Regions from separate parts of the Homo sapiens genome. Here all the other regions are linked to region 3. The links are chromatin loops, found by intact Hi-C in ENCODE. Cell type or tissue: psoas muscle. All regions are shown on one strand.

Evidence for each region. Peaks named below come from ENCODE experiments on the same cell type or tissue, not always from the same donor. Only the 100,000 strongest peaks of a DNase experiment are listed, where the experiment ranks them.
Region 1: a loop joins it to region 3, with 8 times the contacts of the local background. A loop is called at or near these places in 85 of 110 quality-filtered maps.
Region 2: a loop joins it to region 3, with 5 times the contacts of the local background. A loop is called at or near these places in 3 of 110 quality-filtered maps.
Region 4: it touches region 3 in a loop (3-fold over the local background); 3 of 110 quality-filtered maps call a loop at or near these places.
Region 5: it touches region 3 in a loop (2.4-fold over the local background); 4 of 110 quality-filtered maps call a loop at or near these places.

What each region holds. Positions count from the first base shown.
Region 1 is chr17:10,325,587-10,330,586 of GRCh38, reverse strand. It overlaps MYH13 (myosin heavy chain 13), which reads left to right. Exons shown (of 41, transcript NM_003802.3): 21 at 64-200; 22 at 2,466-2,721. The region is part of intron 4 of LOC107985004 (a long non-coding RNA gene); the gene reads right to left. Among named protein-coding and RNA genes, the nearest start is that of MYH13, 45 kb to the left of the region's middle. RefSeq lists a silencer at 1,677-1,895. In psoas muscle, a CTCF peak has its summit at 2,826 (motif pointing left); a DNase peak (open chromatin) is centred at 2,826.
Region 2 is chr17:10,499,552-10,504,551 of GRCh38, reverse strand. It overlaps MYH1 (myosin heavy chain 1), which reads left to right. Exons shown (of 40, transcript NM_005963.4): 23 at 1,304-1,546; 24 at 1,638-1,814; 25 at 2,641-2,786; 26 at 2,868-2,958; 27 at 3,053-3,442; 28 at 3,800-3,926. All of the region lies in intron 2 of MYHAS (myosin heavy chain gene cluster antisense RNA), which reads right to left. Among named protein-coding and RNA genes, the nearest start is that of MYH1, 16 kb to the left of the region's middle. In psoas muscle, no CTCF peak of the experiment used is centred here; no DNase peak of the experiment used is centred here.
Region 3 is chr17:10,613,952-10,618,951 of GRCh38, reverse strand. The region is part of intron 10 of MYHAS (myosin heavy chain gene cluster antisense RNA); the gene reads right to left. Among named protein-coding and RNA genes, the nearest start is that of MYH3, 41 kb to the left of the region's middle. RefSeq lists enhancers at 1-470, 471-971, 974-1,474. In psoas muscle, CTCF peaks have their summits at 650 (motif pointing right), 2,262 (motif pointing left) and 4,208 (motif pointing right); DNase peaks (open chromatin) are centred at 651, 2,251, 4,261 and 4,611; H3K4me3 peaks cover 3,328 bases; H3K27ac peaks cover 4,835 bases.
Region 4 is chr17:10,509,949-10,514,948 of GRCh38, reverse strand. MYH1 (myosin heavy chain 1) reads left to right here. Exons shown (of 40, transcript NM_005963.4): 6 at 54-81; 7 at 825-939; 8 at 1,036-1,128; 9 at 1,260-1,323; 10 at 1,984-2,082; 11 at 2,165-2,268; 12 at 2,403-2,541; 13 at 2,757-2,875; 14 at 2,961-3,110. The region is part of intron 2 of MYHAS (myosin heavy chain gene cluster antisense RNA); the gene reads right to left. Among named protein-coding and RNA genes, the nearest start is that of MYH1, 6.1 kb to the left of the region's middle. In psoas muscle, no CTCF peak of the experiment used is centred here; no DNase peak of the experiment used is centred here; H3K4me3 peaks cover 2,824 bases; H3K27ac peaks cover 4,211 bases.
Region 5 is chr17:10,541,165-10,546,164 of GRCh38, reverse strand. It overlaps MYH2 (myosin heavy chain 2), which reads left to right. Exons shown (of 40, transcript NM_017534.6): 5 at 663-819; 6 at 2,038-2,065; 7 at 2,149-2,263; 8 at 2,362-2,454; 9 at 3,004-3,067; 10 at 3,192-3,290. The region is part of intron 2 of MYHAS (myosin heavy chain gene cluster antisense RNA); the gene reads right to left. Among named protein-coding and RNA genes, the nearest start is that of MYH2, 6.0 kb to the left of the region's middle. RefSeq lists an enhancer at 2,027-3,226. In psoas muscle, a CTCF peak has its summit at 2,366; a DNase peak (open chromatin) is centred at 744; H3K4me3 peaks cover 5,000 bases; H3K27ac peaks cover 5,000 bases.

The DNA of each region.
Region 1 (5,000 bases), 290 kb after region 3:
TCAAGGGCCCGGCTGAACGCCTGCTGGGGAAAAAGATCAAGGCTCCTCTGTCTTTTAATGCAGGTGTTTTTCAAAGCTGGGCTCCTGGGACTTTTGGAGGAGATGAGAGATGAGAAGCTGGTGACGCTGATGACAAGCACGCAGGCGGTGTGCAGGGGGTACCTGATGCGGGTGGAGTTCAAGAAGATGATGGAGAGGAGGTGACACAGACCCTCACCTCCACCTTATCCTGCCCTCTCTGCTTAGCAGCTGATTGTCACTTCCTGCTTTTAGTCTTGGGATTTCCATGTGCTTGCTCTCTTTCCTTCATTTGTTTAACCCACATCTACTGAGCGGCAATCCTGGGCTGGGTGCTCTGCATGGCGCTGGGGAGACAGAAATGAACCCTCCCTCACAGGGTCACAAAGGAGTGGGAAGCAGACGCATGTATGGCTGGTTTTAATGCCTGTGACAAGCTCAATGTTCGAGTTATAGTCGGGGGATAGGGAACTGGCAAGAATAAGCCCCCAGCCTGATTAGGGGGTTGGAGTTGGCATGAAGGTGTCAGCAAGAAGAAAGCACTTTCTTTTTTCCTTTTTTTTTTTTTTTAGACAGAGTCTTGCTCTGTCATCCAGGCTGGAGTGCAGTGGCACAATCTCGGCTCACTGCAATCTCCAGCTTCCAGGTTCAAGCGATTCTCCCGCCTCAGCCTCCCTAGTAGCTGGGATTACAGGCATGCACCACCACGCCCGGCTATTTTGTTTTTTGTTTGTTTGTTTTGTTTTGTTTTAGAGATGGGGTTTCACCATGTTGGCCAGGCTGGTCTTGAACTCCTGACCTCAGGTGATCCGCCCGCCTTGGCCTCCCACATTGCTGGGATTACAGGCGTAAGCCACTGCGCCCAGCTGACGAAAGCACTTTCTGAAGCAAGCTCTACACAACCTGAGAGTGGGTGGTCTGGGAGGAAGCCCGACAAGCAGGTGGCTGTCATTGGAATAGAGAGCAAGAGGCAGGTAGTGGAGGTCCCTATGTGTCACATTCAGAAACCCAGGCTGCACCCTGTCATTGATGGAGAGCTGTAGAAGGTGTGTGCAGAGACAAGGGGTAGGATTGCATCACTCTGGCAGCTAGGAGAGTGAACACAAAGGCTATGACGGGGCAAGGCCACAGTGTGGTAGAAGTCCAAGTAAGGGATGACAAGGACCTGAAGTAGGACATAGTTGATGGGTGAGAGAGGAGGGCATGGATTAAAGGAATGTTTAAGTCTTTTTCCTTTGATAATTCAAGAGAAGGAATAGCAGCATTGATGACTAGTCACCTGCAGGGATTGGAGGGAGAGGGGAGTGTGGGAGGGAGCCTGTTCTCCCTGGTTCCCTGATCCCCTGTGTGGCTCTAACTGTCAGAGCCATAATGAACCGCCACCATGTATGCGTCAGGAATCACTCCCAGGCATCGAGCTTGGTGAAGCACATGGAAGCCAGCACGGAGATGAAAAGAATCTCAAGAAGGGAAAGAGAAGCCAGTGTTCAGGAATCCATAAGCTATGTAAATATAAAGCTGTGGAGGGTGAAGGGGAGGAGATCATGTGGGTGACACTGGGATGAAAACAGCAGCAGAAATTAGGAATACAGGCTGGTTGTGGTGGCTCACGCTTGTAACCCTAGCACTTTGGGAGGCCAAGGCGGGCAGATCACCTGAGGTCAGGAGTTCAAGACCAGCCTGACCAACATGGTGAAACCCAGTCTTTACTAAAAATACAAAAATTAGCCAGGCGTGGTGGCGCATACCTGTAATCCCAGCTACTTGGGAGGCTGAGCCAGAAGAATTGCTTGAACCTAGGAGGCGGAGGTTGCAGTGAGCCGAGATTGCACCATTGCACTCTAGCTTGGGCAACAGAGCAAGACTCCATCTCAAAAAAAAAAAAAAAAACGAATAGAAAAGAAAGAAATTGGGAAGACAGATCAACTCTACCAGGGCAAGAGACTGGGAAATGACCAAGGACAAGTCCTGGGTTTCTCCAGCAGGAAGAGGAACCCCATATGGCAAAATGCAGTGAAACAGGGAAAATGTGGATGGAATTTAAGGCAGAGAAAGTTTCAAAAGTTAAGAGCTGATTAATACATCAAACATGGGAGAAAGACCCAATAGAATAGGAATGAAAGCTATTCCTTGCATTGAGCATTAGGAGGTCACGGACGCCCTCAGGCAGGGCACTCTCAGTAGGGTGGTGGGAAGGGCAGCCAGGTGACCAGGAGCCCGCAGGTAGCTCCACGCCCTCTCCTACCTTCCAACCTGTGCACGTACCTCTGTTTCCTCTGCCCCTCATTTGCAGACCTACTCTGGATCCAGAGGATCTGCCAAGCTTGGCTGCACCTCCTTCCCACCTAACCGAGAAAGACGGAGGATGGGGTCCGTCGGGGACAGGTTGGGGGTGCAGAGACCAGACCTTGCTGGATTTATTAATTTGAGTCCTAATGGGTGTACAGGGACTCCATCTTCTGCATCCAGTACAACATCCGCTCTTTTATGAACGTCAAGCACTGGCCCTGGATGAACCTGTTCTTCAAAATCAAGCCCCTGCTGAAGAGTGCAGAGGCCGAGAAGGAGATGGCCACCATGAAGGAAGACTTTGAGAGGACCAAGGAAGAACTGGCCCGATCTGAGGCTCGCCGGAAGGAGCTGGAGGAGAAAATGGTCTCCCTCCTGCAGGAGAAGAATGACCTCCAATTGCAGGTCCAGTCTGTAAGTACCTTCTACTTGAGAACGCAAAACACAGACTCTGGAGGACAGAAAAGGGGGAGGAACATTGAGGGCGCCATCAGGTGTCTATTCGAGAGACAGTGGTGCCACCCAGTGGTCATGTGGAGTATTGCAGCACCACCTTGCTCGTAAAAGGATGCCTGGTCCCGGGCTTAGCAAAGCAGTGAATGCCGGAAATTATGTCTGCAAAGAGAATTTGTGCTCTCCCTGATTTCTCCCCGTCATCGCAGAGTTAGATATATTTTGCTGTGGGCATGAGGGATATATATGTGTCATATGTATATGCACCACAGCTTTTAAAAATCAATAAAAATAAAAATAATCAAAATTAAATAACCCAATTCAAAGTAGCAAGAGTAATTTTCTATATATTATTTACAATAATATGTAAAAAGTGCTTTAGGCCGGGCGTGGTAGCTCATGCCTGTAAGCCCAACACTTTGGGAGGCTGAGGTGGGAGGATCGCTTGAGCCCAGGAGTTCAAGACCAGCCTGGGTATCATGGCAAAACCCCATCTCTGTAAAAAAATTTTTAAAAACTAGCAGGCGGCCGGGCGCGGTGGCTCACGCCTGTAATCCCAGCACTTTGGGAGGCCGAGGCGGGAGGATCACGAGGTCAGGAGATCGAGACCATCCCGGCTAAAACGGTGAAACCCCGTCTCTACTAAAAATACAAAAAATTAGCCGGGCGTAGTGGCGGGCGCCTGTAGTCCCAGCTACTTGGGAGGCTGAGGCAGGAGAATGGCGTGAACCTGGGAGGCGGAGCTTGCAGTGAGCTGAGATCGCGCCACTGCACTCCAGCCTGGGCGACAGAGCGAGACTCCGTCTCAAAAAAAAAAAAAAAAAAAAAAAAAAAAAAAAAAAAAACTAGTAGGCATGGTGGTGCATGTCTCTAGTCCAAGATACTCAGAAGGCTGAGGTGGGAGAATCACCTGAGCCCAGGTAGTCGAGGTTGCAGTGAGCTGAGAACATGCCACTGCACTCCAGCCTGGGCAACACAGTGAGACCCCGATCTCAAAAAAAAAAAGTGCTTTAAAGATACATAGTTTTATCAAAGAAATGGGGCAGTATAGGCTGGACGCGGTGGCTCACACCTGTAATCCCAGCACTGTGGGAGACCGAGGCGGGCAGATCACAAGGTCAGGAGATTAAGGCCATCTTGGCTAACATGGTGAAACTCCGTCTCTACTAAAAATACAAAAAAAAAAAAATTAGCCAGGTGTGGTGGCACACGCTGGTAGTGCCAGCTACTCAGGAGGCTGAGGCAGGAGAATCACTTGAACCCAGGAGGTGGAGGTTGCAGTGAGCCGAGATCGTGCCACTGCACTCCAGCCTGGCAACAGAGCAAGACTCCGTCTCAAAAAAAAAGAAAAAAGAAAGAAAGAAAGAAAAAGAAAAGAAATGGGGCAGTATAATTGTCTCTTTCACAGAGTGAAGGCATTTATAATTTTCCCTTTTTAATAAATCCCCAAATACTTTTACCTTTTGTTTTTATACAGAGCATTTTCCGCTCCCCTTTTCACTTTCCCAATCACTATAGTGAGTTAATAGGAGCACTTTCCCAGGTACAGCGGACAAGAGAACAGCTCTTGGAACAAGATAACTGGGTTTCTATCCCAGATGCTCCACCTGATAGCTGTGTGACCTTGGATGAGCTACATATCCTCTTTGTGCTTCTGTTATCTCGTCTGTAAAATGGGCATAGTCAGAGTACTCACCTCATCCAGCTATTGAAAAATCAGAGTGGTTAATGCCTGTAAAATGCCTGGCACACAGCTCATGTTTATAGATGTTCAGCAAACATTAGCATGCAGGCTTGCCAGTCTCCTCCCATGCATTACCCTGCAGTGTGTGTCTTAAAATACTCTTATATGGGCCGGGCGTGGTGGCTCACGCCTGTAATCCCAGCACTTTGGGAGGCCGAGGCGGGCGGATCATGAGATCAAGAGATCGAAACCATCCTGGCCAACATGGTGAAACCCCCTCTCTTCTAAAAATACAAAAATTAGCTGGGCATGGTGGTGGGCACCTGTAGTCCCAGCTACTCAGGAGGCTGAGGCAGGAGAATCACTTGAACCCAGGAGGCAGAGGTTGCAGTGAGCCGAGATCGCGCCACTGCACTCCAGCCTGGCAACAGAGTGAGACTCCGTCTCAATAAATAAACAAATATATAAATAAATATTCTTATATGGGAAGATATAGCCCGATTTAGAACAGAAGTAGCTGATCTTGGTCTGTCCAAGAGACTCACTGCAGCATCTT
Region 2 (5,000 bases), 110 kb after region 3:
AAATAAAGTGAGCTTTGCTCCCTAAATTCTCCCTACTGAAAAATGCAAATAAGAGCTGTGAAAAAGAAAAATATTGTCAGTGAAGAGGAAGGAGACTTTGATGAAAACACATTAACTTGAAATCAATATTCTGAGTTTTGTATCTACAATCCCCGAGCAACTTTGTGCTCAACTTTATTTTTAGAAACTTTTAGTACCTGAAAGAGTAGGATTATGGCAAGAATAATGGCAATGCTTTCTGTAAGGATAATGGCAATGCCTTCCACAGATAATGTCTATTTTTATGCAAAGTATGAGAGATAGGGTTGATATTCTTATTCTAATGTCCCAGTAACTATCCAGAGGCTTGGAGAGAAATATTTGATCAAAAGCCACTATCTAACCCATTTTTGTAACACAAATAACAAGACAGTTCAATTGCTGCCACCAAAACCAACAGCAGAAACATTAAAAGTTACCATCCCAGTTCTCTGAATTCAGAAAGGGAATTGACTAGTCCCATTGTGCCTACAAGTTTGGGACACATATTTAGAAAATCTAAAGTATGATGAATTGCAAATACCTAGGTTGGTACTGTGACTTTCCTGTACTTTGTATAGATCAGGGTTTTCCACATTGAGGAGTGGTTCATCGTGCCTTCAAGAAACAGGAGATAATCTATCCAAGAATACTCCTCTCCTTTGAGGATAGTATTATAAAACTTCTGTTTAACAATATTCTATCAACTATCCACTAATAAATATTGGGTGAAGTCCCGGACAGGGATGTAAGTTTGAATGAGAGACATGGTCCTTCCCTCACAGTTTATCTCAACTCCTATTTCTTCTTATGAGAAATATGCTTGCTACTTCTCTAAGCATCACCTTGAACATGTTCCATTCCCTTTGTCTACTCTGTCACTGGATGACATTTCTTCCTGTTAAGGCACTTTTCTGATAGTACCCTTCTCTCCCAGCAACCTGCTAGAAACCCAATCCTTTTGTCTATTGGTTTTTCATATATTGAATGCTCCTGAAAATAAATATTAAATAAAGAAAATTGGCTGACCCGAAATTATATACCAACATATTATATATGTTATAACAAATATAATTGTAACATAATTTCACCAGGAACTATGACTTAAGTTCCTTTTTTTATTACCGGACTCATAAGTGCCCAATATTTACTGAATGGTAGAAAGCTAATAAAAATTAACCTGAAGGCTTAAAACAATTTACTTGTTTGGTTTCAAAATATTAATAAAATCTGAAAATGTCTAGGAATTTTCATAAAATCTAAAATATCTATTGCCTCTTCTCAGGAAGCTGACAGCTTGGCTGATGCAGAGGAAAGGTGTGACCAGCTAATCAAAACCAAAATCCAGCTAGAAGCCAAAATCAAAGAGGTGACTGAGAGAGCTGAGGATGAGGAAGAGATCAATGCTGAGCTGACAGCCAAGAAGAGGAAACTGGAGGATGAATGTTCAGAACTCAAGAAAGACATTGATGACCTTGAGCTGACACTGGCCAAGGTTGAGAAGGAGAAACATGCCACAGAAAACAAGGTATCAATCATATTCTACAGTACTGTATAGAGGTTCTGCCACCCAACAAAGGTGCTTTAGAGCAACTAAGCTGCTTTCTTCACCTTTGTAGGTGAAAAACCTCACAGAAGAGATGGCGGGTCTGGATGAAACCATTGCTAAGCTGACCAAGGAGAAGAAGGCTCTCCAGGAGGCCCACCAGCAGACCCTGGATGACCTGCAGGCAGAGGAGGACAAAGTCAACACCCTGACCAAAGCTAAAATCAAACTTGAACAACAAGTGGATGATGTAAGCCTAACATTATATAAAAATGATTTTTTAAATTTTGTAACAAACTAAGTAAGCATAAGTTTGTGTCGTTATGATATAGTGAGTACTTATCAAGTGCCTCCTATGAATGAGGAATATGGAACATCATCCCTATTACAAGGTCTAAGATGTACACACAATAAAGTTTTTAAAATCAATAAAGAAAGTTAACTGTGAATAATAGACAATACGGGTAAAAAGAATTGATGGAAAGGAAGGTTAATGTGTTCACAAAGAAAAGCTATACAAGCAAAACAGGTCTTTCGCTGGGCTTGAAAGACAAGGGGCTATGTGCAAAAAGAAAGAAGAGGGAGGGTGTTCTAAGAAGGCAGCATAGCAGCAGCAAAGAAGTTGTAATGATCAATAAGGTTTTCTCTCACAGAAACAAAGGACACTCAGAATTAGGAATGTGGAAGATAAATTTGGCTTTAAACATGATCTGATATCTAATAGAGAACCCACTGAAAATGCCTGAGTAAGGGAGGCGTTAAAAAAGTTCATGGTTTGGAAGTATTAGCATGGTGTCCATCCCAGCTGGAAAAGTATTGGATTCCAGTGGGGAGATGCAGAAGGCATAATGTCTCACTAGTAACTTATTGTAACAACGTGACAAAGAGGCACATTTTACCTTTTAAACGATGACTTTTTCGACTAGGTAAATACCAAGGAGAATGGAATCAATGGGACAAATCTGCCTAATTCATAGAAAAATAGTTTGCTGCATAGATATAATGTTTAAAAATTTCATCTGGGACAAAAGGTGCTACCATTCTAAGAACCATATTCATGGATTATTAACTTTTAGCTTGAAGGATCTTTGGAACAAGAAAAGAAAATCCGGATGGATCTAGAAAGAGCAAAGAGAAAACTAGAGGGAGACCTAAAATTGGCTCAAGAATCCACAATGGATATAGAAAATGACAAACAACAACTTGATGAAAAGCTTAAAAAGTAAGCAGTTTTAGGTCAACAGTTTTGTGGGGAAATTACTCTTAATATTTCTGAGACTGACATAAAGGGCTTTTCTAATAGGAAAGAGTTTGAAATGAGCGGTCTGCAAAGCAAGATTGAAGATGAACAAGCCCTTGGTATGCAGCTGCAGAAGAAAATCAAGGAGTTACAAGTACGTTAAATGATTTTCGCCAGGCTAATTTAACATCGAAAAGTTACTGACACCAAGAAGTTGAGTTCGTATTAATATTTTTCACCATTCCCAGGCCCGCATTGAGGAGCTGGAGGAGGAAATCGAGGCAGAGCGGGCCTCCCGGGCCAAAGCAGAGAAGCAGCGCTCTGATCTCTCCCGGGAGCTGGAGGAGATCAGCGAGAGGCTGGAAGAAGCCGGTGGGGCCACCTCAGCCCAGATTGAGATGAACAAGAAGCGGGAGGCTGAGTTCCAGAAAATGCGCAGGGACCTGGAGGAGGCCACCCTACAGCATGAAGCCACGGCGGCCACCCTGAGGAAGAAGCATGCAGATAGTGTGGCCGAGCTTGGGGAGCAGATTGACAACCTGCAGCGAGTGAAGCAGAAGCTGGAGAAGGAGAAGAGTGAGATGAAGATGGAGATCGATGACCTTGCTAGTAACATGGAGACTGTCTCCAAAGCCAAGGTACAATCAACACTTCACATTGATTATTTGGTTTTTTGTTTTTCCCTTTAGCACAAATATGATTTGTATCTCAAAAACGTCTCATGAACTAAATCAGGCACCCTTTTTCTCATATCACGTATAGTACAACTTAGTAAAGTAGTTAGATTAACAAGTAATTCAGTGGCTGTATGCTTGGACTATGTATCTTATTAGTCTTTCCATTCACTATCTAAGACCTTTGCTGGTTTTGTTTGTAAAGATAGTTTCTTCTCAAAATAAATGAGTACTGCAGCTCATATGGAATGTTTAGATTACTGAAACTTTCTTTGGTCCAACTACTTACTTGAGATGCCTTCTACCACTTTTTGAATGCAGGGAAACCTTGAAAAGATGTGCCGCGCTCTAGAAGATCAACTGAGTGAAATTAAGACCAAGGAAGAGGAGCAGCAGCGGCTGATCAATGACCTCACAGCACAGAGAGCGCGCCTGCAAACAGAATCAGGTGGGCCATGTACCAGTACTGACCTTGAATGACAAATTCACCCTGCATGTGTAATCCACTGAAAAACTCTGCATTTATTTACTTGAGGTCATATACTACCTCCCTGGGAGATCCCCACTAATATGAACACATTATTGACCACTGGCATGAGGTTGCTTTCTTTCATATATATACGAGAGAAATATATGTGTATATATATGAAACATATATATCCATATATATATTTGTATATATATCCATACATACATATATATATATATATAAAGAGAGAGAGAGAGATAAATAGAATCAGGCCCTTCTATTTTTGAAGACTTTAAGGGAGACTTGGCTTTAATCAAAAAGTTATCAAAAACAAAGTGCATCCTTACAGTACCTCTTTTCACTTTTCAAAATGCTTTCGCAAGCTATGTGTTACTTTATTTTCCTCATTAGTCTGTGTAATACTATCCCCATTTTAAAGACAGTGGATTATGGTAGTGATGAAGCAACTTGTCCAAGAATGTTTACTCCAGTCTTTTTCCTGAAGTCTTGCCAATTACTGGTAACTAACACGGTTAAGTAGGGAAATATTCAAGACCACAACCCAGCTGAGAAGCATTCAAGTAAGATTTGTAGATTTTTGATTAGAGAAATTGGAAAGTCTCTGCATTTATTCCCCCTCCTACTGACGTGTCCAACTTTCTACCAGAGTTGTATCTCCCCAGGTAGAGGTAACAAAATGGAAATTGTTTTATGGGTAATTTAGGCTATTAAAGTAATAGGCAGGTTAAAGTGTTGGAAAATCACTCTACACTTTTGGTATTCAAATACTATTCTTTCTATAACAAAGTTCAGAATAAATATTTATTATAATTCTTATTAAATGCCAGAGATAAAGTTCAAGATAACTAGTATAAAAATGGTGTGGAAAAGTTTTACTATCTTTCTAACATAATGTAGTGCATTTTCTGCATTATGGTGCTTAAAAAATTGAAGACATGTGTAAATGCCATTTAGTTTGGAAAGTACTTATCCAGAAACCAATTCATTCTGGGGATGGGAGACCACTTAATCATTTCTTAATATAAAAATCTT
Region 3 (5,000 bases):
TGGCGCGTGCCTGTAGTCCCAGCTACCGGGAGGCTGAGGCAGGAGAATGGCGTGAACCCTGGAGGCGGAGCTTGCAGTGAGCCGAGATCACGCCACTGCACTCCAGCCTGGGCGACAGAGCGAGACTCCGTCTCAAAAAAAAAAAAAAAAAAACAAAGGGGGGGGGCGGCCTGGAGCTGCCAACAGGAGACTGTTTTGTCGCTCGGAAGCTGATTTCTCACACCCGTCCCTGGAAATGGAAACTTGGGCACAAGTTCTGAAGAATATGCAAGCCACAGAGACAGACGGTCTGTGCTGACCCTCCTGTTTCATAGATGAGGACAAGGAGGGGCGACTGCTTCCAGGTCACCCCATCTGCCTGTGGCGGTGCTAAGACTGTGCATGGGAATTTTCTGCCTGCAGGAAAAATCAGTCTCAGCAACACTGACTCTTCCCTGCTCCTGCCTCATCTGTTCATTCAGCCTCCCTGCTGCCCCACCTCAGCTCCGCCCGTGCAGCTGCCCATGCAGAGGCTCCCGTGCTCCTGTGCTCTGGAAAACCCTCTCTTCCGGACAGCTTCTGGCCCTCTCTGTTGCTCTGTCTGGCATCACCCTTCATGCCTTGGCACTAGAGCCTCCCAAAGTGCTGGGATTATAGGCGTGAGCCACTAGGTGGCACTGCTGCTCTGCCAGGCATCAGGGTCTCTAGCCTGGCCTCACCCTGAGTGCTAAAGTTCTTGAGGTGCCAAAGCTGACTGGTGGCTCCTGCAAGGTGTGGGTGAAAAATAGAAGACTCCCTTACAGAAGTCCAGAGCCGTGCTGTGCCACAGAGGAGTAAAGGCAAGAGAAGCCATTTAGGCTCATAAAGGCAGGAACACCCATCCCATCTTCATTTAAAATTTTGTTAATCATGGGTGTTTTTTGCACTAACCTTGATTTTAAAAAGTATTGCAATACAATATGATTAATTTTGATTATTGAGCTTTTTCTGGTTTTTTTTTTTTTGGTTTTTTTTTTTTTTTTTTTTGAGTTGGAGTCTCACTTTGTCGCCCAGGCTGGAGTGCAGTGGCACGATCTCGGCTCACTGCAAGCTCCGCCTCCTGGGTTCAAGCAATTTTCCTGCCTCAGCCTCCCTAGTAGCTGGGATTACAGGTGCGCGGCACCATGCCCAGCTAATTTTTGTATTTTTACTAGAGACTGGGTTTCACCATGTTGGCCAGGCTGGTCTTGAACTCCTGACCTCAGCTGATCCACCCGCCTCGGCCTCACAAAGTGCTGGGATTACAGGCATGGGCCACCGCACCTGGCCTTGATTAATGAGGGTTTTTTGCAGTCCCCTTAGATTTTGTGCCAAAGAGGGTGCCTCACTTGCCTCCCTCTAGTCCGGGCTTGGGCCGCAGCAATGTGGTTTGTGGCCCAGCATCTTGAAGAGTTATGGCAATAGCTATTTTCTGCCTTTACGGAAGGCCCTTTTTCTCTGTGAGATCCCAGTGCTGGGCTGGGGCAGATATGAGGGCAGCCACCATGCCTAGGGACAGAGGTGTTGGGCTGGGTCAGTTCACTGTCACTGGCTGGAACCAACTCCCCGCAAGCCCCTTATTCTCCCTGTGAAGCCCCTTCTGCCAGCCCATACCCGCAGGTCCCCAGAGAGTCCTGAATTCCGGAACTGCCACTGCCTGGCCGCATGCTAAAGCTACCAGAAAGAGAGAGGTCTCTGGCCCCCGGCCAGCGTGTCACCCTGCCTTCTGGAACATTCCCCTGCCCTCTACATGGCTGGAGTAAATTCACTTCCTGGGGGAGTTAAAGGCCTGTAACTCCTTCATGGGCACTGTTTAAGCTCCTGTTTCTTCTCTCTCTCCTATTTTTAGAGGGACCTATTTTGTTGTCTCTATCTTAATGAGCTGGTATGTTTTGTAGCTTCTGGTGACATCTCTTTTAATGCTCCTACTTTCTCTCCATGGGTCCAGTCTCCCCCTGCAGAGTACAGTGAAAGAAAATAAAATGAAACAATCTGCTCACCGAACCCACAGAAATGGCAGGGTCTAAGCACTCAGTCACTCCAAACCTTGGCTTAGAGCCACCTGAGGAGCTTTCAAAATTCCCAATTCCCAGGTCCCACCCGAGACCAATTAAATCAGAATATCCGGAGGTGCAGCCCCAGGCATCAGTAGATTGCAATACCCTAAATCTCCAGATGAAAACAATACCCAGCCAAGGGTGGGAACCAGGGCACCAAAAACAGACCTGGGTTTTACAGAGCCAAGGCTGCCACCTAGAGGCAGGAGTGGGTACTGCAGCCCACTGGTAGGATCACAGACTGGGAGACCGGAATATCAAAGGCTTTGCTGGAGTGTAGGGCGCAATCATGACCCGCAGCAGCCTCAACCTCCCAGGCTCAAGCGATCCTCCTGCCTCAGCCTCTGGGACTACAGGCGCACGCCACCATGTTTTTGTTTGTATGTTTGTTTGTTTGTTTGTTCTGCTTTGTTGTTTTTTTTTTGAGACGGAGTCTCTGTCGCCCAGGCTGGAGTGCAGTGGTGCCATCTTGGCTCACTGCAAGCTCCGCCTCCCGGGTTCACGCCATTCTTCTGCCTCAGCCTCCCAAGTAGCTGGGACTACAGGCGCCCGCCACCATGCCCGGCTAATTTTTTTTATTATTATTTTTAGTAGAGATGGGGTTTCACTGTGTTAGCCAGGATGGTCTCGATCTCCTGACCTCGTGATCCGCCCGCCTTGGCCTCCCAAAGTGCTGGGATTACAGGCGTGAGCCACCGCGCTCGGCCGCACACCACCATGCTTTTTAAAATTTTTTTGTGGAGACAGAGTCTCACTACGTTGCCCAGGCTGGTCTTGAACTCCTGGGCCCAAACGTTCCTCCAGCCTCAAGCCTCCCAAAGTGCTGGGATTACAGGCGTGAGCCACAGCACCCTGCCATAGCTTTAATATTTTAAACCCCAATCTTCTCCCCACCACTGACTCTCCTGTATAAACATCCCAGTAACTTCCAGCTTAAGTTCTTTCAAAGTTATCCCACTTTTTCCAGCAGAAGGCAGCCCCTCCTGGCTAGCAAGATGCTTTGTCACACAGCTGAACTCCCGTTTTGAGAACTCCACCTCCTGACCCTGGGTCTGGGCGCTGGAGACACACACGGAATAAATCTGCTCTCTTGGATCTTCCAGGGTCATTAGACAGCCACCATACTCCTATGAACCCCTGTTCTCTCAAGGTGAAGGAGCTCCAGTTCCTGTATCCTGCCTCCTCCTTCCTAGGCTGGCAAGATCCCTTCATCAGGGATGACACCCAGAATTTAGTCTACAATTTAAAAAAGAATTATAGAGATAATATATGCTCATTATAAAAATACATTTGTAAAACATAAAATAGAAAGTGCCCCTCCCTGTCCATTCTCCTCAATTCCACTGTCTGAAGGATGGACTGGGGTAAGGTGAGGAGGTGCCATTGTTAACAGGTTGGTGGCACCCAAAACTGAATGTCATACCTATCTATCTATCTATCTATCTATCTATCTATCTATCATCTATCTATCTGCCTACCTATCCATCTATCTGAGACAGGGTCTCACTCTCACCCAGGCTGGAGTGCAGTGGTGCAGTGGCGCCATCTCAGCTCACTGCAGCCTAGACCTCCCTGGCTCAAGTGTTCCTCCTGCTTCAGCCTCCCCAGTAGCTGGGACCACAGGCACTCGCCACCACGTCTGGATAATTAAAAAAAAATTTTTGTATAGACAGGGTATCACTATGTTGCCCAGGCTGGTCTCAAACTCCTGGGCTCCAGAAATCCTGCCCCGTCACCTTCCCAAAGTGCTGGAATTACAGGTGTGAGCCATCGCACCCAGCTGAATGTCATAGTCTTGCAGCAAGAATAACAGCGCCTCTCTGAGCCTCAGTTTCCTCCTCGGTAACGTGAATAATTATAGTACCTGCCTTAAAAGATTTCTGCTACGAAGCAAATTCAAGGCCCTGCATGATGCCTGTCACATGTTATAACTATAACTGAATTGTCTCAGACAATGGGTGGAACCAGATGGAGTCTTGAAGTACATTGACTTTTCCTGCTTATTACACTCACATCACAGCAGAACTGGGTTCATGTGAGTTAGTAAAATTAGTCCTAAAGCCCCAGTGCTGAGGAGAGCTGAGGAGAGTGGTGAGGAAAAGGAGCTCCCACACCAGTCCTTTTAAACCCAGGTGCAGTTGATGGAAATGACCACCAGAAGGCAGGGTTGGGTCACTTATGAGGGGAATCACTTTATGGTCTGTCAAATGCAGGCCCACCAGGGTAGCTGCGGTGGAGGCTGCCTCAATTCTAACCACCTTGGGCTGAGCCTGGGGGTGTCCTGTCTGCTAATCTGCCCAGGTCTGAGCTCAGCAGAATCCCTTAGTGTCAGGTTATCCAAAAGTGGATGTGCCCAGACTCTTCTCTGATTCCCGTCTGCAACTGAGGGTCACTGCAACATATTCAGACTCCAGTTCTGACGTCCCACCACAGGTCCTGCACCTGCATCGTGCCCCTTCCACTCACTCACCTGCACCTGTGGCAGAGCAATCGTAAATTACAGCATTTCCCGCCAAGCCTGGCCTGAGAATCTCTCTCAGCCTCTCATGACGGACCGTGGCTACCGACCGCTCAGTGACATCAGCGGCACCGTCATTCAGCAGATATTTCTGGTACCTCTATGTGCCAAGCACTGTTCTACTTGCCATCCCTTCCCCAGCCCAAGTCAGGCCCAACCAAGGATCAGTTTCTCTGACACGGACTGAAATTTCTTGGTCTCTCCAAATTCAGAATGAACCTGGGCTACTCTCTGCAAGGGTGCCCCCACACTTACGGGCTTACCCTGACAACAGGCATAAGATGAGAAGCCCCCCAACCTGAAATTCCCATACTATACTGTAGTTGGACCCTGCCATGCTCCCTTAGCCAAATTCAGAACAGTAACCACTCCCTCCCTGCCAAGTTGACTCATCTAACCTCAAATAACCCTCATAAGAGTCTGACCCA
Region 4 (5,000 bases), 100 kb after region 3:
GTTTTGTTTGTGTAACTGATACATATGCTGATTTTCCACTGTTTTTCTTCTAGATCGGGAGAATCAGTCTATCTTGATCACGTATGTATTCCTATTCTGAGATTTATTGGCAGTTTGTTCTTACTGGAAAAATGACAAACCAAAAAAAGAAATTAGTTAATGTTCTCTACTAAAGCACTGAATGATCAACCTGGAACTAGATATTGGTTTAGCTTTATTATAAGGTTTACATTGCATTAGAATGTAAAATAATAATGTTCTAAATCACCTCATTTGCTGGTCTTGAAAGTTCCACAGAACTTTTTGGTGTGTAGAAAGTGTAAAATGAGCTGGGCTGGAACCCAGTATAGTGCAATGAGCAGCATACAGCCTTCAAAAGGTACAACAGTTTGGAAATACTACTAGTGGTTCATTTTTAAGGCCCACTTAGAGAATGTCTGTTCCTTCAAAGACCAAACTTGAGCCATGTCTCTAGTCCGAGGAAATGGAAAAACACATGCACGTTTCATAGAGTTTCCTACTAATTGTTCCATTCACTACAGAGGTGCTGAGTAGCTGCTTTTCAGACCCCTCAAGCCCAGGCCTCAGCACCCAGAAAAAAAGCTGACACATTATAAACACTCAAGAAATACGTGTTAAATGAACAATGACTGATTTTTTCTACTTCTTGCCAGTGCAAAGCAAAAGAAATAATACGAGCTATATGTAGGCTGAAAAGAAAGATGTAAAAGGCTCTCTAATAGAGATATAAAGACAAAGCCATGAGGTAGTTGTAGTTTCATTTGTCACAGTGCTTAATTTCTCATACGTTTGGTCTTTGACAGCGGAGAATCTGGCGCAGGGAAGACTGTGAACACCAAGCGTGTCATCCAGTACTTTGCAACAATTGCAGTTACTGGGGAGAAGAAGAAGGAAGAAGTTACTTCTGGCAAAATGCAGGTGAGTCTGATTGTTAGTCAGAATCCAGGCTCTGTCGGGACTCTCAGGTAGGAAATTCCCAAGCCCCAGATGCAAGGACTGCTCTTGCCTTTGCAGGGGACTCTGGAAGATCAAATCATCAGTGCCAACCCCCTACTGGAGGCCTTTGGCAACGCCAAGACCGTGAGGAATGACAACTCCTCTCGCTTTGTAAGTCTCTTGGTTGCCAAAGGGTCTTCTCTGCCTTTAGATGCCAGAGAAAGCATGTCTGAATTATTTCAGTGGCATCCCCACTACGTACTTCAAGCTTTGGGTATAACATCATTTTTTTTACTTACAAGGGTAAATTCATCAGGATCCACTTCGGTACCACAGGGAAACTGGCTTCTGCTGATATTGAAACATGTGAGTAACAGGACCTCCTAAATAGAATCCAAGAATGACAAATATTGGTTTGGAGGAACACTTTGCAGCTCCTGCTGAACATGGAGCTTGTAAAGCACCAGTCTGCTGCCAAACATGCTTGTGGTTAATGTCAGTCTTATCCATAGCCCACAGTATGCTTTACCCACTCCAGTCATGAGGTAATGCTTCTGTGGGAACTGCCAGGAACTGCTGGGCATGTCCAAAGTATTCCAGCCTCAGAATGATTTCAATTTTTTTTTTAAGAAAAAACTAACACTAGAAGTAAACAAGTTGTCCAGGGATTGAGGATATGTGATTTATTCCTAGTCTGAGCTTTAATACTGTTGCTTTTAGTAGTCCCTCTATTATATGGCGACAGGACCCTGCAGAGGGAGTCTCAGGACTCAATTATATTCCAAATGTCAAGGATCTTCTGTATGAGAAGTGAATATCTTGAGCCAAGCATATTTCACTTTTTTCCCAGGAGGCAGGAGGAACTGCAATAGTGTTTGTAGAGACATAATATGTGGTACTTCACAGGAACATTCAGTTGAAATCTCAAGAGGCCAGTGAGATTTAGCTAATGATCCCAAGTCCTCAAATCACTCCAGGACATTGTGTAATTTTTCCCCATAATCTGATGTCTACTATCCGTTGCAGATCTTCTGGAGAAGTCTAGAGTTACTTTCCAGCTAAAGGCTGAAAGAAGCTATCATATTTTTTATCAGATCATGTCTAACAAGAAGCCAGATCTAATTGGTAAGAAATAAATTCATAGCTAGAAGATTGTCACTGTACTATCTTCTAATGTAAAACATATGCCCTGAATTCTGTGACCCAGAAATGCTCCTGATCACCACCAACCCATACGATTATGCCTTCGTCAGTCAAGGGGAGATCACAGTGCCCAGCATTGATGACCAAGAAGAGTTGATGGCTACAGATGTAAGTTATACATGAATTTTAATTTAAAATCCATTATGCATGGGAATGGCAATAACAGCCATCTATATGTGTGTAAAAGATACAGTATAAATTCTCTTGTGCCCTAATCTTTGTCTTCTCATCTCTCATGGTAGAGTGCCATTGAAATTCTGGGCTTTACTTCAGATGAAAGAGTGTCCATCTATAAGCTCACAGGGGCTGTGATGCATTATGGGAACATGAAATTCAAGCAAAAGCAGCGTGAGGAGCAAGCTGAGCCAGATGGCACTGAAGGTACCAAATGAATCTCCATCTGGGTTTAATGAGAGAATATAGGCAAAAATGTCCATTCCAAAATTCAAGTCTTCTTTACAGCTGAGCTCCTGATGGACATACTCAGATGTACCCACACACAGACTTTCTACAAAGTTATTTACTCAATACTATGCCCCTTTGAACTGTGGGTCCCAGAGTAAGTCATATTAGGTATCTGAATTATGTTTCTGCAGTTGCTGACAAGGCAGCCTATCTCCAAAATCTGAACTCTGCAGATCTGCTCAAAGCCCTCTGCTACCCTAGGGTCAAGGTCGGCAATGAGTATGTCACCAAAGGTCAAACTGTGCAGCAGGTAAGTGCATGACCTCAATGAATCACACACATCCCAGGCCTTCATGACATGTCTTTAATAACACCAACAAACTTTATCTGTGAAGGTGTACAATGCAGTGGGTGCTCTGGCCAAAGCTGTCTACGATAAGATGTTCTTGTGGATGGTCACCCGCATCAACCAGCAGCTGGACACCAAGCAGCCCAGGCAGTACTTCATTGGGGTCTTGGACATTGCTGGCTTTGAGATCTTTGATGTGAGTTAGCAGAAAAATTGTACCAAAAAAGTTTCCAACAAGCAAGCTTGTTGCTGCAGTCATATAGCATGCCTGTAGTCACTTATGGAAAGGGTCTATGAAAAATAGCTGCACTTTAAACTTAACTGACACATGAAAGAGCACCAAAAGACCGTGAAAGGAAGTGAACTTTGGAATGAGACAGACCTGGATTCAAACTCCTGCTCTGCCAATTACTAGCTGTGTAATAATGAGAATTGTACCTGATTGATCATTGGGCAAATTCAACTAGGACCTGTAGGTAAAGCACTTAACATTCCAGATCACAGATTCACTTCTGAGATCTGTCTGCTAGTTTCAAGATTTCTGAATTTTCAGCCCTTAACACAGTCCCCAAGCATGCAGGCAGCACTCAGTAAACAGTAAGATACTGAGGGCAACAATAGAATCAAAGATAGCAGTGGAGAAGACAAAGTCTTTAAAAGAAAGACTTTGAGATTCTGTTTGCCGAGAAATGAAATGTGTTTAATTATTAGGATAACCTCTGCAATACCCAGGTATTGAGTATAGAAATGGCATCGTAAATAAACTCAAATTTGTCTGCCTAAGGAAGAATACCTGCTACACAGCTTAGGAAATAGGGCTACTGCAGTCCTCCACTTGACAGCAGTATCTCGGATGTGTCTCATTTAGAGGTCCCAATTCTAAACTTTTATCTGTGTACGGACTGATTGAAACTGGATGAAATTTTAGAAACGGAAGCACTTCCAGACATTTCCAAGCCAACGTGGAAAGAAAGGAATAATCTGTCATCAAGCAGGAACAGAAAAAGCAATCCACACTTTTTAAAATAAGAGAACTAATGACAGGGTACTTGCAATCATTTTGAGCTGCTTCTTTTTTTTTTTTTGAAGTAACAGCTTTATCGAGATATAATTAACATATCATACAATTCACCTATTTAAAGTATAAAATTCAATGGTTTTTAGTATATTCACAGGTACATGCTATCATCATAACAATTTCAGAACATTTTCATCATCCCAACAGGAAATTCTATTTTGTCCTCCCCCTAGGCCACAGAAACCCCTAATCTACTTTCTGTCTCTGGTTTTGGCTGTTCTGGACATGTCTTATAATGGAATCGGATAATATGTGGTCTTTGTGACTGGCTTCTGGCACTTCGCATATGCTTGCCAGATTCATCCCCCTCATAGAATTCCTTTGACTTTTGTGTATGGTGATAATGCCCTTAAACAAGGGCATCCTCAATTGTGTTTCTATGTAGGTGTCCCGAATAATAAAGCAGGGCAGGTCTACTCAAGTTCTAGGAGTAGTTACAAACACTGGCTCTGGCATCAAAATGTTGGGGTTCCTGCCATGACCCTTACTACCATGGTCTTACACAAGTTACTTAGCCTCCCTAATAGTGTTTCCTCACCCATGAAATGAGCAAATGATACCACCTACAAAGGTAGCTGTGAGGATTAAATGCAGTAACTTATACAAGGCACTCAGCATAGTGTCTACTGTAGAGTAAATGTTCACCAAATATTAGCTGTTGAATTTTTATTATTAAGGACAACATACAGACCATAATGGCTCAGATCTAGCAAATTTAGCTAGTTTACAACATAATCATAATCATTAAGAAACCTCTGACTAACAAAAACAAATACTATAAAAACCAAACAACTTTTAAAAAAAAAACTTTTAAGTTCAGGGGTCCATGTGAAGGTTTGCGACATAGGTAAGCTGTGTCGCCCACGTATGAAGCCTAGTACCCATAAGTTATTTTTTCTGATCCCCTCCCTCCTCCCACTCTCCACCCTCCAATAGGCCCCAGTGTGTGCTGTTTCCCTCTATGTGTCCATGTGTTCTCATCATTTAGCTCCCACTTATATGTGAGAA
Region 5 (5,000 bases), 73 kb after region 3:
CTGCATCAAATTGTCTTAGAAGATTTACCATAGTTCACCTAACCATTCCCTTACTGTTGGCCACTTAGCTTATGTCCAAATTTATGTTCTCATAAATTTGAATTATCTTAATGCTGCAAAGAAAATATAAACCATTTCCATAAAACAATAAAAGTTTCATAGCACATGTGTTTAATAACATGTACTTCTTCTTCTGCTATGTAAAAATCACTGTGAAAAGCCCTGAGGAGAGCAATAAGAAAGCTGAATTGTAGTCACTTCCCTCAGGATTCTGCTATCACATTGTTGAACTTGCCAACTAGTTTTCAAGCTGATGCCTTGAAGAAATAAGAGTACTCACTTAAAGTGCTCCTTTTTGTTAAAATTCAATTAATTTCCAGACCAGCCTGGGCAACAAAGTGAGACTTTAGCTCTACAAAAAGCACGTACAAAATTAGCTGGGCATGGTGATGCATGCCTGTAGTACCAGCTACTTGGAAGGGTGAGGTGGGAGGATTGCTTGAGCCCGGGAGGTTGGGGCTGCAGTGAGCTGAGGTAGCACCACTGCACTCCAGCCTGGGTGACAGAGCAAGACCCTGTCTCAAAAAAACATTCAATTAATAAGTTAATTTCACAAATAACAGGAAAGGTCTTTGGGTACTTATTCTTTTTCCTTCTCATAGACCTATTCAGGTCTCTTCTGTGTCACTGTCAACCCCTACAAGTGGCTGCCTGTGTATAAGCCCGAGGTGGTGACAGCCTACCGAGGCAAAAAGCGCCAGGAGGCCCCGCCCCACATCTTCTCCATCTCTGACAACGCCTATCAGTTCATGCTGACTGGTGAGTGAGCCGAATGCTTTGCAAGTGCGTAAACCTTTAGAGCAGAACCATAGGAGAAAGAGACTCGAGGCAATCTCAACACATTCCTTGAGATCGTCCCTTTTAGTTGAGGCTGGTGTATTTATGAAGGAGAAGGTCCAGGAAGGGGAGAAAGGCTGATTTGTAATGCGTAATATTACATAATTGCTAATGATCTCTTAAATTTTGAAAAGTTCAACAGAGGCTGGCCATGGTTAGTTAGTATACTTTTGAATGACTCAGAAACTCAAATAAATATGAGCAAAAATACAAATATTTCTGTGTATGTATATATACACACACACACACACACTCATGCACGCACAATCACACATACAAACTGTGTCTCCGTTACTATGAGCCAAAAAATGGAAGAGTAAAACTTGTCTCTGTAGTTTCAGCCTCAGCATCCTAAATTGTGACAGATTAAACAGTCTCTCTATATGAAGGACGGCACAATGCTATCGCCCTTTGCCCAGAACCAACCTGAACAGGCTCCAGATTTAAGGTGTATTTGGTATTAAAACAGTTAGATGTTGAATCTGCTTCCTACAATATTGTCTTGGCTAGACCAATCTAAACTACTTGTGGCACCTTGAGAAGGGGCTTAGAGAATTCCTCTTCAGAGACAGTAAAACATCAAAACAAAATTTTACCTTTTCCTAAAAATATGACCAAAGCCGTATTTCTAAAACTATCACCTTTACTGTACTTACTCCTTTTCACACATTAAAAATATCTCTAATGCTCATTCTTCATTACGCCTTGCACCCACAATATATATGTCCCTAACTTAAATCATCAACTAAACCTAACCAAAGAGCCAAGTCTACTTTTGGTGTTTATTTAGTGATAGAGTATTAAAAAGAAAAAGTCTGGTGCTTCAGGAATACACAGCCACGTGGTCATCACTTATAGAGTGGCATTCAAACATTTTCCTTCATCTTAGAATTTTTTTCCTCGAAGGAAATATTTCTTGGAAGATTTGAATATAAAACCAATAAAAGTAGTGGTGTTCTGTTTAAATGGGTGGATGTGTGCTAAAGTTGGGGAGGGAGAAAGTGGTAGGTCTAAAGCCTGCCAAGCCCTAAAGGTTGCAAAGTCCAGACTGAATAATACTAAGTTCATTCCATTTTACTTTACTTATCATTTACAAATATGTAAGAAAACAGTATTAAATGTCTATAATTTCTTTTGTAGACCGAGAGAATCAGTCAATCCTGATCACGTAAGTAGATTTTATGCTTTCTTTACATGGCTGTGATAGCTGCTAGGTTTGAGACCACATCTGATTGAGTTTTGATTTGACAGTGGAGAATCTGGTGCAGGGAAGACTGTGAACACCAAGCGTGTCATCCAGTACTTTGCAACAATTGCAGTTACTGGTGAGAAGAAGAAGGAAGAAATTACTTCTGGCAAAATACAGGTGAGTCTGATTGTCACAGTCAGAATCCAGACTCTGTCGGGACTCTCAGGTAGGAAATTCCCAAGCCCCAGATGCAAGGACTGCTCTTGCCTTTGCAGGGGACTCTGGAAGATCAAATCATCAGTGCCAACCCCCTACTGGAGGCCTTTGGCAACGCCAAGACCGTGAGGAATGACAACTCCTCTCGCTTTGTAAGTCTCTTGGACACGCTAATAGATGCTGTTCACTGGTCAAAATTTATGAGATGTTTGTAATTACATTCTCTGAATCTTTTTCATTCCCATTCTATTACATCATTGTTCTTTCCTTTTCCTCTGAGCATGTAATAACATAGATCAAAGCCCCATCTTGAAGGATATATGGCCTTTTTCCTGAGTTCTTTCTTATCTGTCATGATCTACACTTACTCACAATTTTAAAATTTTTATTTTTAATTTACAAATAATAATTGTACTTACGAAATACAATGTGATGTTTTGATATATGTTATGTGTATATTATGGAATGATTAACATGCTAATTAACATATCCATTACTTCACATACTTAAGAAATATTTACAATTTTTAAATCAAAGATAAAACTCTTCTACTTATAAAATAGGAGATACACCTTTTTCTACCTGATGCAAATACTCTCTGAATTGATTTAATATTAAAGTACCAGCATCAAATGTTTGGAATTTCTCAAAGATTTAATATTATATAAAAAAAAGGTAGTAATATTAGCTTTTATTTCAAGGGTAAATTCATCAGAATCCACTTTGGCACTACTGGAAAACTGGCATCTGCTGATATTGAAACATGTAAGTGTTCAGATATCTTTAAAATCATTTCTGATTCATATGACCTAAAAAACTGACCAAAAATCAAATTCGCATGTCACATGAATTTTTACAATTTTCTTATGTGTTATTTGTTTCCTTCCAGATCTGCTAGAGAAGTCTAGAGTTGTTTTCCAGCTTAAGGCTGAGAGAAGTTATCATATTTTTTACCAGATTACATCGAATAAGAAACCAGAACTTATTGGTAAGAAATGTCATAATTCTTTTCCAGAATTACTGCATCAGTACCTATCAATGCACAGTCCAACCTAGTATTCTATGACTGAATTTTGTCAAGTTTATGTGCCTTTTTATTTTATAAATAGCTTTGTGAGTTTGGTAAAAATTTATATGTGCTCATTAGAAAAATTCAAAGGAAATCAAAAGGAAAACTGAAAATAACATCTCTAATTCCTACTACTATGAAATAACCACCATGAACACTTGGATGAATATCTCTCTAGTCATTTTCTGTATACATATCTCTACATATAGATACATACATACAATTTTCATAACTGAAATCATGGTTACATGCTCTCCTGTAATCTACTTTTTTACTGAGCAATTATGTATCATAGCTTTTTCCATGTCACTAAATATAGCTCCACATCATTATTTCCAATGGTTGCATAGTGTTCTATTCTAGAAATAAGCACAAATTACTTAACCATACCCTCTTTACAGATAGATTATTTCCAATTCTGGATTGTATATAATCAACACTATAGTGATACAACTTTTCCCATTATGTGATTATCCTCTTTGGATTACAATAGTTTTGTTTGTTTGTTTGTTTGTTTGTTGAGATGGAGTCTCACTTTGTCACCCAGGCCAGAGTGCAATGGCGAAATCTCAGCTCACAGCTACCTCCACCTCCCAGGTTCAAGCGATTCTCCCTGCCCCAGCCTCCCAAGTAGCTGGGATTACAGGCATGCGCCACCATGCCTGGCTAATATTTGTGTTTTAGTAGAGATGGGGTTTCACCATGTTGTCCAGGCTGGTCTCGAACTCCTGACCTCAGGTGATCTGGCCACCTTGGCCTCTCAAAGTGATGGGATTATGGGCATGAGACACTGTGCCCGGCCATTTTATTTTTTAATAAGGATTTATAAGAGCACCATGACATCAACTTCAAGGTGTTTGCGATGGTGCCTAATATCCTTTAAACGCCTCTCCAGTGCCCATCAGTCATCAACAAAGCATCATGTGATATCGGGGGAACCCACCCCCAATAATTCAATGTTATTTCACATAGGTTCTTTTCTATTTCCTAAGTGCTGGCTGGTCTGAGAAATAAAGGGAAAGAGTACAAAAGAGAGAAATTTTAAAGCTGGGTATCTGGGGGAGACATCACATGTCGGCAGATTCTGTGATGCCCCCCAAGCCACAAAACCAGCAAGTTTTTATTAGTGATTTTCAAAGGGGAGGGAGTGTACGAATAGGGTGTGGGTCACAGAGATCACATGCTTCACAAGGTAATAAAATATTACAAGGCAAATGGAGGCAGGGTGAGATCACAGGACTGGGGTGAAATTAAAATTGCTAATAAAGTTTTGGGCACCCATTGTCATTGATAACATCTTATCAGGAGGCAGGGTTTGAGAGCAGACAACCGGTCTGATTAAAATTTACTAGGCGGGATTTCCTTGTCCTAATAGGCCTGGGAGCGCTAAAGGAGACCAGGCTTATTTCAACCCTTATCTACAACTGTAAAAGACAACATTCCCAGAGCAGCCATTTTAGAGACCTCCCCCTAGGAACGCATACTCTTTCTCAGGGCTGTTCCTTGCTGAGAAAAAGAATTCAGCGATATTTCTTCTATTTGCTTTTGAAAGAAGAGAAATATGGCTGTGTTCCACCCGGCTCTCAGGCAGCCAGACCTAATGGTTATCTCCCTTGTTCCCTGAACACC